2 separate regions of the Homo sapiens genome follow, and region 2 is linked to region 1. Evidence: chromatin contacts called from ENCODE Hi-C data. All regions are on one chromosome and are shown on one strand. The core of a region is the stretch at or near the end of the contact, and the rest is flanking DNA. Distances in the headings are between cores, read along the strand shown.

Evidence for each region. A loop is a pair of places that touch in the nucleus more often than their neighbours do. Pooled maps may share reads with other maps.
Region 2: a loop to region 1 is called in a map of heart right ventricle, with 2.3 times the contacts of the local background. The contact joins two enhancer-like sites. A Hi-C loop is called at or near these places in 10 of 168 maps with a recorded cell type or tissue (GM12878, gastrocnemius medialis, heart left ventricle and 4 more) and 7 of 50 pooled maps.

Annotation. Positions count from the first base shown.
Region 1 is chr5:36,520,152-36,526,212 of GRCh38, reverse strand. No RefSeq gene overlaps it. Among named protein-coding and RNA genes, the nearest start is that of SLC1A3, 83 kb to the left of the region's middle. Within about 2 kb of position 4,097, at least 3 of the 41 ENCODE cell types and tissues checked have a DNase peak (open chromatin) inside an H3K27ac peak, as active enhancers do; they include heart right ventricle, where a contact is called at or near this core.
Region 2 is chr5:36,681,404-36,687,927 of GRCh38, reverse strand. It overlaps SLC1A3 (solute carrier family 1 member 3), which reads right to left. Exons shown (of 10, transcript NM_004172.5): 9 at 3,930-4,064; 10 at 1-1,863. The coding sequence ends at 1,659. The region is part of intron 1 of SLC1A3-AS1 (SLC1A3 antisense RNA 1); the gene reads left to right. Among named protein-coding and RNA genes, the nearest start is that of SLC1A3-AS1, 41 kb to the left of the region's middle. Within about 2 kb of position 3,992, at least 10 of the 41 ENCODE cell types and tissues checked have a DNase peak (open chromatin) inside an H3K27ac peak, as active enhancers do; they include heart right ventricle, where a contact is called at or near this core.

The DNA.
Region 1 (6,061 bases), core at 2,848-5,347:
AGAGAAACGGATGGATTTGGGAATTTGTATCTTTAGCAGGTATCCCAGGTGAATCTTACCAAGAAAGTTGGAGAAACTCTGCCCCAGGTTAAGGAATGTGGGGATATTGAGGGGCTGGCCCAGGGTTTCTCTACCAGGCCAACCCTTGAAATTACCTGAGGAGTTAAAAAAAAGTATATATGCTTTTCCCACCCTTGATGCTTTCAGTGCATATCCAGATAATTATAATTAATATGCACACATCCAGCCTACAAGCACAACTTGTCCCTTTTTCAAGCTGGCTTGATTCCCATGAATTGTAGAGGATAGTTTTTTTAAAAATTTTTTTAAATTTTTAATTTTTGTGGGTACGTATATATATTTATTGGGTACATGAGATGTTTTGATACAGGCATGCATTGCATAACAGTCACATGCTGGAAATGGGGTATCCATCCCCTCAAGCATTTATCCTTTGTGTTACAAACAATCCAATTATACTCTTTTAGTTATTTTAAAATGTTCAATTAAATTATTATTGACTACAGTCACCCTGTTGTGCTGTGGAATACTAGGTCTTATTCATTCATTCTGTTTGTTTTGTATCCCTTAACCATTGCCACCTTTCCCCTACCTCCCCACTACCCTTCTCAGTCTCTGGTAGACTTCCTTCCATTCTCTTTTGGTGAGGATAGTTTTGATTACCAAGTAGAAAGCATTTGAAAGGCATTTTTAGTGGTGTTTTAGGAGGGGAAGAAAGTGGATGGTCGTGTTTAATCTGCAAACTTTACTAGAAGTCACCTGCCTTAATTTTTTTAAAATTCTTTAGTTGGTGACCATGAAAAATTAACTCTAAGAGTAAATATAGATAGATGGGCTGTGGATTCAATTGGGAGTCTCTGTAGTTGTAGAAAAGCAATTCTTTTCTCTTCTGGAGCAGAAATCTGCTTGAGAAAAAATGATGGCATTTTCATGTCAATTTACAAATGACTTAGGCACTTTTGCCTGCTTTATCTGACTTAATTGTCCCAATGGAGGATTGTGATGTGGATTTTTTATTCTGTCACTTGATGAATGAGAAACCTGGCTCTGAAAGAAGTTAAGTAACCTACCCAACATCTCACAGCCTGTGTGTGGGTATGTGTGGGGGCAGCTCTTTGTCCCTGGTCCCAGTAAAGCAAGTAGACGTATGCCAGAAAATCAATAAAGGAACATTTGCCCAAGAGACAGGGGTGGCATTGACATGGGCCTCGTCTATGGGTGAAAAGCCAGCTAGGATTTGGACAGAGAAGAGGAGGAAACAGTTATGACGTGAATGTGCTTTCTTTTATTTATTTCCTGCTGCTGCCAGTAGCCCTCAGTGAGATGTTTCCTTGGAAGTCTCCCACCTCCCTGTCTCCCAGATGAACATGACCTAAACCAGCCTACGCTCTGTCGAGGCTAGAGCAAGGCCACTCTCCATAGTCCATGACTGAGGGCAGGGGAATTCAGGGCCACACAGCACATTTTCTTTTACACAAAGCCTGCTGGCCTTTTGGGAACCGATCCTTGATGTCATTAGCACCAATAAGCGCAGCCACATGGACCTACCCACCCAGACCATAACGACAAAAACATAATCACCACTGCCATCTTGCAACTTCTCAGATGCTCCAGGAAGTTGGCAAGCTTTAGGAGAGGTGACTTCTTTTTCCCATGGCTCATTTTTGGAGCCTGCATGAAGCAGTTGACAGACACATGCTGTATTTATTGAACGGGGACTCTAAGCAAGGCCCTGTGCTAATGCCTAAGTGACCTACACCGAGGGACAAGTAGAGCCTTGAATCCTAACATGATTAGGACTGGATCACTTCAGCCTCTGCCTTGTACTCTTATTCACATGAGAACAACCACATCCATCCCAGCCAGGGAGGTCCTGGGGAGCAGCAATAGGTTCAGAGAAGAAAGAGCAACAGAAGCCGCAACACCCTTCACCAGGCCTGTGCTTTGAATTCGTGTATAATTTGTTTGCTGTTGTAGGGAAGAAGAAAACAAAAGTAGGGGGTGAAGTGTGAGTCGGAGCCACAGAGTCATCCAAGAATGGCTGGCTCCCTGGAAGGTTTCATTGCGTTGGCCTGCATTTCTTTGGCTGCCAACTTATTAGGATCCAGAGACGGCATGGAATTGCTGGCACTGGGATTCTCCTCCTTACCACACACTGGGAAATAATCCCAAACACTTGGAGCAATATGTGCAGCTGAGGTCTGGCTAGGTACGAGGGTGGAAGGAGCAGGAGGGTGCAGAGCAATGAAAGAATCAGTAGGAGGGAAAACACATTCTCTAATCTCTTCCACCAGCTGATCAAGGGCACAGGCAAGGGAAACATGAAGATGAAGGGTAGGAAGGGAGAGTGAGAGAGGAAAAAATCCATGACAAGGAAACAAACCATAAGGAGAGAGGGAGGGATGGATGTGGCTCAGCTTTCATGCTTCTGGGGTGCTTGCACAGTGGTGCCAACACACATACACATGCACACACACACATACAATGCACACATACACATGCGCACACACATATGTGCTCACACACGCAAGTACACGTGCACACACATGCACACACACATGCACATGTACATATACACATGCACGCACATGCATACACGCATCTCTGCCAGCTACCAGCCTACAAGTTAGCCAATAATTAATTTTTGGATTGTTCATCTTAACCATTCTCTTTTGAAGTATAATCACAATTAAAATACACTCTTTGCCTTTATGAGTCCCTTTCTTTAAAATACATTTACTGTGCTTGTACCACACTAATAATTTTATGATTACTTATTATTTTCCTCATAGCCACACTTTTGACCTCTAATTGAACATAAACATCTTTCATGGCAGAGGCACTATTGTTTCATTTCTTTCCAATTCTATGCTGAAGAACCATGCATGCTTTTCTTTTTCTTTTTTTTTTATTTGAGACGGAGTTTCACTCTTGTCACCCAGGCTGGAGTGCAGTGTCATGATCTCGGCTCACTGCAACCTCCGCCTCCCAGGTTCAAGTGATTCTTCCACCTCAGCCTCCTGAGCAGCTGGGATTACAGGCATGTGCCACCATGCCCAACAAATTTTTTTGTGTTTTTTTTAGTTGAGATGGGGCTTCACCATGTTGGCCAGGCTGGTCTCGAGCTCCTACCTCAGGTAATCCACCCGCCTCGGTCTCCCAAAGTACTGGGATTACAGATGTGAGCCACTGCGCCCAGCCCATGCATGCTTTTCTGCATATGCTAGGTGCTTCATAAATGCATAATTGACTATGTCCTTATAGGAAAGAAGGATTCCATGGCTTTCCTGGGCAGTGTCAGAGTGGCCGGACTTGGCAATGGGCCCAGCAACAGTTCTGCCTGCATGAGCCTTGCTTGGGTTCTGGAATGTTCAGCCTGCATTACAGTCACCTGGTCCCGTGAGGATCAGCTTCTTCTCTCATCAGGAACTTCCCTGGCCTGCTGTGGTTTGAAATCCTGCAGTATGGTTGCCCTTGAGATCTTTTTTTCCAGGACCACATTCTCAATGACACTATGTTCTCATCCAGTACTTCTGGTACTTCTGCTAATCTAACTTCCTTGGCTGGGTCCCAGTGAGGTCTTCTGTAACCCCATACTCTGAGCCAAGGAAAGTCATGTTACAGCAAAGTTCCTGCTAAACAAGAGTACTCAACTGCATGCTTTGAAGAGAATTTAAGAAAATTCTGTGGGCCTTTCAAGCTTGCCATATACTAAAACTTTTTTTTTCCACCAGCCCTACCCACATTGATTAATGAGATTCCCCATCTACTCAGAACCACATTCCAATCTCCTCCTGAACTCCTAAGGGAGAGGGAGCATACACCCAGTTGTAGTCATGCCTACCGGGAGTTACACACCAACGAATTTCTAAAGAAAGCCTAACAAAAAGGCAAATAAAGCAAGAGGATTCTCACAGACTCACTGCTGCAGGGCTTTAAAATCTCAGCCTCATCTATTGAACACTAGCCCAGGTAGGGAAAAGGCCCCGTCTTGGTACGTCTACAGAGGGCATGGAGAGACTTAAGGCTTTTTGGTTCCGGGAAATGGTAAATTGCAATGCTGAGGGGAGAAAGCCAAGTCAGCTGGCCTGGGACATGGCCTGGAGCTGAGCTTGGCATGTGTTAGTGTAGACACTGGATAGTGGCTGTAATAGGAACTTGGTCTTTCCCCCCAATAAGCCTTGTGAGGCTCTGTGCCTCTCTCAGAGGAGACACGCTGTGTGCCTGGCTTCTAGGAATCCTGCTGCGTTGTAGTGGCCGGAGGCCCTCCCACCTGGAGTCTGTGCTTCCTGGAGCCAAACAGCCAAGGACTAGCGCTTACTGAAGAGGACTGTGATAGGAACACCCGGGAATATTCAGAGTTCATTGTAAGCCTCCTGGAGAGTTAGAGTTTCTTGCTTCTTATGTGTGAATGTTTAATATGCTACCACAGCTTTAATCTATCACAATTCTTCCAAACTTTGGGGCACTTAATAATTTCCCAAAGAGCTTGTGGAAAGAAGAGATTCCCTCCCAGAGATTCTGGCTCAGTAGGGCTGAAACACACCTGGGACTCTAATGCACAGAATCTAAAGACTGCACAGTGAGAAACCCAACATTTATCAATCCCAAGGGCAGAACCTGGTCTTCAGTGCTTTCAATCATCCTCACCACCACCACCATCACTATCACAACCACCACTATCATCACCACCACCATCACCATTGCCAGCATCATCACCATCACTACCACCACTACCACCACCGTCACTATCATCACCACCACCATCACTATCACAACTACCATCACATTATCAGTATCACCATCACCACCATCACCACAACCACCACCATCTCCATCACTACCACCACCACCTCCACTACCACCTCTTCCACCACTACCACTACTGCCACCACCACCATCACTATCATCACCACCATCACCACCTCCACCACCACCATCACTACCAGCACTAACCACCACCATCACCTCACCACCACCACCAACACCACCACAACAACAACAACTATCTGGGTATTTTTATTGTCCAGTGGCCCCAGGTTCAACTGACTGCAAAGCCAGAACATTTCTCACTAGACTGCAAGGGTTTCCAAAGACCCCAGTACCTGCAAGAAACATGTACAGGGCATGATTTCTGAGTACCTGAAATATGGTAGTAAGACTGGGGAACTGAAATTTTCATTTTATTTTACTTAACTAATTTGAATGTAAATTCAAATAGCTACATGAGTCCAGTGTCTACTGTATTGGACAGGGCAGAACTAGAAGGTGAGAGGAAGAGCCTGTACTCAACATCTGCTTGCAGATTGGGTCACTGCTTCAGTCAACCCCACTGGAAAATATCAAGTCTTAGTGTGGAGTCTGAGGGTTGAGAGAATCCGGACATATACTTAGAAAAGCATGGACAATAGGTGAGAATTGACTGCTTCTCCCACTCCTCCCCCGTCTACCAGAGTACTGACTCCCACAGTCACCAACCTACGTTCATTCATGGAGGCTCTATCCTGGGAAAGGTCATGCTGCCTTTTTCTGTAATTGTGCCACTAAGAATGGGAAAAATTGGGGGTGATGATAAAGCCCACTCTAGGGGCTGCTACAGCTAAATTGTCTGACTAGACTCCAGAAGGATGTTGCAGTATTTAAGAATCTGGGCCCAGTAGCCAGGGATCCTGAGTTAAAGCTTGCCTTTGCTACTTGTCATCTCCTGCATAACCCTGGAAAATTACTTCGCAAAATATTAGTTACTTCATCTGTAGAATGAGGATAACAAAACTTCCAACTTCATCAGGTTGCAAAAAGTCAGCAGTTCTCAAACTCTTTGGTCTTCTGATCTTTTTATATTCTTAAAAATGAGGACTGCCCCCAAAACCTGTTTTGGGGGGTAAATCTGTAAATGTATACTGTTTTAGAAATAAAAACATTAACTTAACAATAATAAAAACATTAACAACAATAATAAACCCATCCTACATTAACATAACATATTTTTGTGAAAAATTACCATATTTCCCAAAACAAAAAGTAATTAGTGATAAGTGTG
Region 2 (6,524 bases), core at 2,743-5,242, 160 kb before region 1:
GTCCATTCTTCACCATTTTCAGCCAGAAACTCAAACACAGCTGCTACTGCCTGACAGCTCCCACTCAGCGTCTTTGACTGGATATTCCTTAGGGGGTAAAAATTAATCTCTAAACCTGGGAGCTGCCTTGCCTGAAACTAATGCCCCTGCTGTTTTTTTCTCATAACCTCATTGACAGTGTCTTCATACTGATTCATCTTCTACCATTTCTCTTATGGACACAAACAAAACAAAAGCAAACCCCACTCCAGCTGAAAGTTTTGAATGATTTGATAAGTGGGATTCCAAAACAAATAAATATTTTGTTTCCCTCATTCTAAGGACTTTTGATTAAAGAAAAACACTTTCAAATAAGAAATACCCACTCAACTCATGGACTTCTATTAGAGAGCTCATTCATTTGACTTCTTTCAAATATATAAGTCGTCTTATGTTTTGGTAAGCAGACTTCACGGGGGGAATGATTTTGGACTCGAGAAAAAGTGTTTCAGGTGAAAAAAAAAGCCAGAAAAATGAACCTCTTCTTTTTTATTCTTCCTTAAAGAAGACCTGTACTCTTGGTGTTTTCAAATCCTTTGTTTGTAATGTTGCCTGTGCTCAACTCTTTCCTAGCTCTTTAGTGTTCCACAGTGTGACCACAAGCACCCTTGCTAGCTGCTAGTCTTCTCATCTGTTTTCGAAGTCTATCATCAGTTGAGGAGTGGCAGGAGACATTCTTCCCAGAGTAGGAAAGAAGGGAATACTTCCCCCATTGGGATGAACTGGGCAAAGAGTTTGATGAATAATCCCACTCCTGGAATGGCCTCCTGCCTGGCGACTTGCATAACCTGCACTTTGCTCACAGGACCTGGTGACCACCACACACAGCCATCCTGTCCTTAGTTAGAAATGTTCACTCCCATTGAAGTGTCTTTTCTGAAGGCCTCGTGCTCCATGGATGGTACAGGGTGTTCTGAGGGGAAACAGAGGGCAGGTGCTTTCATGACATCACAGGATGTCTGGGCTGGAAGAGACCATGAAGACTTCTAGGGAAGTCCCTCATTTTATAGATGAGGACACTGAGGCCTAGAGGTGAGATGGGACTTGCTCAAGGCCACATGGAAACTTTGCCTTCTGTCTGTCCTCACAGCTGTGCTAGATGTATATGTGCACCTAGCTACTAATGAAATAGGTATACCAGTCAGAAGAGAAAGGGATAAAATCTTACTGTCCAACTGATAACCGGTTGTAATTCAAGTTGTTAACATTTTGAAACTAAAACTGAATTGTATTCTGAAAGATTTTTAAATTTCAAAAGTTGATTTTAAAATGTTTTTAGCCTACTATTTGTCTCTTTAACTTATATAAAAAAATCACATTTATAGGATTGTGTGCCACATAAACTTGTAAGATCTGATCAACACTATTTGTGATCTTGGTACCTTATTCGGTAAGACTAACATGAAATGATTTAAAAATTTCAATTGTGGGATGAAAATTGTACACTTTGGCCACCCAAAATCCTCCCTTGTGTTTTGGAGGACTATTTTCCAGTCTTATCAGAAGGGAGGAAAGGGAAGATGACGGGCTTGCTGGAGCGAATGAGCTGTAATGAGATGGAAAGATTTTATAATGGTTTTTAACACCTGGTGCTCAAGAAAGTGTTTCTTTATGTTAGTCTACATCTTGGTTTCACTGTCGATGGGTTTCTCAGTTTCATTGTCCTGTGCAATCAGTTGATATGGTTTCTTCATTTCATTCTCTTCAATCACTGAGTTACCCATTTCAACATCTCTGTTCTTCAGTTCATGTCGTGACAAGTGCTCCACAATCCCAGCTCCCAGGGAGTCTCCCAGTACGTTGGTGGTGGTCCGGAGGCGATCCCTGCAGGCAGGGTGGGGAGGAGGGAAAAACGAGGCTCCCGTGAGCATCACAAGTTTTCAACTTACGTTAGGAACTGGCCAGCGAAGCACCTCTTAACATTCAGTTCGCCGTATCTACCAACTGCAAGATTACGTAATAGACACATAATATTCATAATAGTAGCTATTAAAGGTTATAAGGCCATATAGATGATGAATGTTCAGTTATTAGTTTGACTGAAGTGAGAGTCCCAACAGTGGGGAACGAGCCTTCTCTTTAAGCCATTCTCATAATAATACTAAGATGTCATTTGTCCCTCTCAGTCTCATTTTCTCATGAATGTATAGTGGAGTTTTGCAAAGACTACATGATGTGTGATGTCACAACTCACTGAAGCAGTTGTGAAACTGCAGAAACAGGAAACTCCAACTGTCTTGTATTAAGCCAGACATTAAGAAAACTTGCAAAACATAAAATAGTACCATTCTTTTCACTAAATATTGGGGTCGAGGCCGGGCACCGTGGCTCACACCTGTAATCTCAGCACTTTGGGAGGCCAAGGCAGGTGGTTCACCTGAGGTCAGGAGTTCGAGACCAGCCTGGCCAACATGGTGAAACCCGTCTCTACTAAAAATACAAAAATTAGCCAGGCGTGGTGGCGGGCGCCTCTAATCCCAGCTACTCAGGAGGCTGAGGCAGGAGAATCACTTGAACCCAGGAGGCGGAGGTTGCAGTGAGCCAAGACTGTGCCATTGCACTCTAGCCTGGGCAACAGGAATGGAACTCCATCTCAAAACAAGTAAATAAATAAAATAAATTTTGGGGTCGAAATGGTTGTTTTTTGCAAAAAAATGCTATTTATGTTAGCATATATAACCTTTTTGTTTAAAGATGATAATAAATTCATTCCATTATTTTATTTTATGAATTATTATCACCTTTAAATAAAACATGTAATAAATTAACAAGTGGAAATTTATAAGTGTGTCTAATATGATAAATATGAATAGATACAACCCATATAGATCAAATGCTGTTTCAGTTCTCAATAATTTTGAAGTGTAAAGATCAAAGACTGTGGAGAACTGTAGCTTTATATGAGAGTGCTCATGTTAACTGATGCTGACTGTGGGCCAGACAGTAGGCTGCATGCTTTCTAGGCATCATTGCACTGAATCTTGCAGTACCCCTAGGAGGTAGAGGACACGGGCACCCTCATTTTACAGAGGTAGAAACTAGGGTGGTTGGGTAATCTGCCCGGTCTCACACAAGGTCAGGACACAAACACAGGTCCAAGTAACTGGGGAGTGAATCCTCTCGCCCAGTCTGGGGTTTCACGCACACTGTCAAGCTCTTTTCATGTTGCAGTTCTAGTGAACATATGTTGTGTTAACTCCAACACGTACTCTGTTCTAGGCTTTGCTTTGGGCATCCTGGGGAAAGATTTTCAAAAGTGGAAGGAAATTTTTAAGAGAAAAGGCACAGAGAATGCCAGCTGGAAGAGCGAGGGAAGGGGGCGAAGGGATGGGCCTGTAGAGGTTAGAGTTTGAGAATGTGGAGGGCACATTTCTTGTAACTTTCCCTAGATCCGAAACTCAATTCCACTTAATGACACTAGCTCTCTTCCCAGTGTCGGCATAGCTCAGCCTCACCCTATTGGGCTAGGATGGGAAAATCATTCCCACTGGAATGGGAAGCACACAGAGGCAGGGCCTAAGCTGGCATGTGGGGCCTGCAGCTTTGTTCCAGCTGCTGTGGTGTCATGTTGTGCAACTCAGAAACAGCCTTGCTGATTTATGTTGCCTTTGCAGACAGCGGGTTTCCCAATTCCTGAATGGCTTTATGGAGTGAGATGTGTGGCAGCCAGATGTGCCCCTTAGGCTGACAGGGGAGTGAGTGCACATGGCATCTGGGGCTCGGTCTCCAGATAAGGACCAGGGGTCAGACAATAAGGACAATTTAACTATGGGCCGAGAGGCCCCTCTCCTCAGAGTTCTTTCTGTAGATGTGCCAGGCTGCCTGGTGCCCTAGAGTGACAGAGGGGGACCCTGTGACAGTGAGCTGGAATGCAGGCCAAGCATACTCACAGGAACCAGTCCACCGCGATGATGAGCGTGATGTCGTCAGTGGGCAGGCCGACAGATGTCAGCACAATGACCATAGTGACCAGGCCCGCCTGAGGAATTCCAGCTGCCCCAATACTGGCAGCTGTGGCTGTGATGCTGTTAACAGAAGTACCAGAACAGAAAACACTTTTACAAAGCTCCCCACGTAGAGCATATACGCTGCAAAATACGCACGGTGCCGATGCCTGACTTGCCATGTAACACAAGAGGACGCGCTTCAGAAAAAACGTAAATGAGATTTTTTTTTTTTTTGAAACAGTATCTCACTCTGTTGCCCAGGCTGGAGTGCAGTGGTGCAAACTAGGCTCACTGAAACCTCTTCCTCCTGGGTTCAAGTGATTCTCGTGCCTCAGTCCCCTGAGTAGCTGGGAATACAGCTTCATGCCCCCACACTCGACTAATATTCGTGTTTTTAGTAGAGCAGGATTTCACCATGTTAGCCAGGTTAGTCTCGAACTCTTGACCTCAAGTGATCCACCCACCTTGGCCTCCCAAAGTGCTGGGATTACCGGCATGAGCCATCATGCCTGGCCCGTAAATGAGATTAAAAAAAAAAAAATTGAACTAATCATCATGCTAACTAATATTTATCATGTGCTTACTATGTGTCTTCTGATATACTAAGCATGGTTTATCTAATTTGGTCCTCGTACAATGACCCTTGTGAAGTTGGACCTATTATTCTAGTCGTTTTTAAATAAACTGGCAGCTATACACTTTTAAACATCCCTGAAAGTATTTTGTAAGGCAAAGTCTAAAATGCTGTAGAGTTACAATAATAATTTGTTTCTAGTAATTCCCCTATCCAAGTGGAGGGTTGTAAAGTTACTGAACATTCATGATTAATGTTGTCAAAAGAATCAAATTTGGTTTCTTAGTTTGGTTTGCTTAGTTAATTCAAAAGCAAAATGATTTATGAACAAAGTTTTATAGTATTAGAAATACTTTTTATGAAGGCAGTGTAGACCTGGCTTGCAAAGCAAATGTTTTATAAATAGTAAAGTATTATCTGGTTATAAGTGGTATTAATAAAGTATTAAGTCTGTCACAGAAAGTATTCATGGTCCCCATACTGGTCCCCTTCTAAGATACTGGGACTTTTAGCTGGTATATGGCTCCCCAGAATGAAGACTACACTTCCCAACCTCCCTTGAAGCTTAGATTAAGTTCTGGCCAGTCAGACATGCATGGAGGTACTGAGCAACTTGCAGGGTATACCATCTCCCCACTTCCGACTGACTAAAATCTGGGGGTGGTGAGTCATCCCGGACCACCTGGATAATGATAATACCCTAGAGACTTAGTCTCTTATACCACAGAGCACCTATCAATCAGCCTTGAAGGCTTTGTGGAGCAGAGCTGTGCTGCATGAAAGAGAAATATATTTCTATCTTGCTTGTCACTGTTACTGTTATTTTTAACTCTGTCACCTTTTTTTTTTAATAACCCAGAGCCTTTCAATCAATATGCCAAAGTATAGGTTACAGGTGAGCTGAGATAATGATCTCCTAAGTCCCATTATAACTACTTTGGGCCTGAGGTTCCCAGAACCCCCAGGTCAGTCATTGACCTCTGGCCCTGATCAGCCTTTTCCTTTTTACTCCGATGCATCCTACTACAACTATTATCATTTTCTACTAACACAAAACATATACACAGAGTCTAACAACTTATTTCTAAATAAACATAACAACAAATGTGTGGTGACTGATTAGATGAAAAGAAACTAAGACACCAAATGTAGGCCATAAATGTGGATTTGAACTTGGTCTGGAAGTAAAATCTGTAAAAGACATGTTTTGGGGGACAACTGTGGAAATTTGAATATAGATTGGATATTCTGGAAGTATGTTTAAGATTCTTACTATTGTGGTTATGTAGAAAAATATCCTTATTCTTAGGAGATGCATGCTGAATTTTGTACAGGTGAAATGTCATAATGGCAGAGAAAGAGAAAGAAGAAGCAAAAATGGCAAAACGTTTGCAATTTTTCCATCTGGTAGAGGATGGTTGGTATAATATTGTTTCAACTTCCCTATATGTAGGGCATTTCACAACAAAATGTTGAGTGATAAAAATCCCCCCAAATCTGACTTAGTTTGCTCTCCAAAATGTACTTTTAATAACAATTTAAAAAAAACCCCACAACAATGAAGAGCAGAGGCTGATCTGGATAGTGAGGCTTAAAGTGTCCCATTGCCATTAGACTCATGGGTCCCTTGTGCAAAATAACTTTTAATAAGCAAAAAGGAGGGATTATATTTGCACATGCACATGCGTATGCCTGGCGTATCTCTGGAAGGATGCAGAAGAAACTTGCAGGTAACACTGGTTGCCTCTGCAGAAGGAAACTAAGAGATGGGGGGAAGGTATGGAAAGGAAAATAACTTTTCACTGAACACCTCAAATATAATAGTTAAAAAAAATTCTCCACAAAAATCAGATTCTTGAACTACTTGTCAGTGTGGTCTGTCATCTATCTTACACTGTCTAAAAATTCACCCAAGAGAAAAAGTTCATCTAACTTTTTATTTTCTAGTAGTATCTATACAAGCT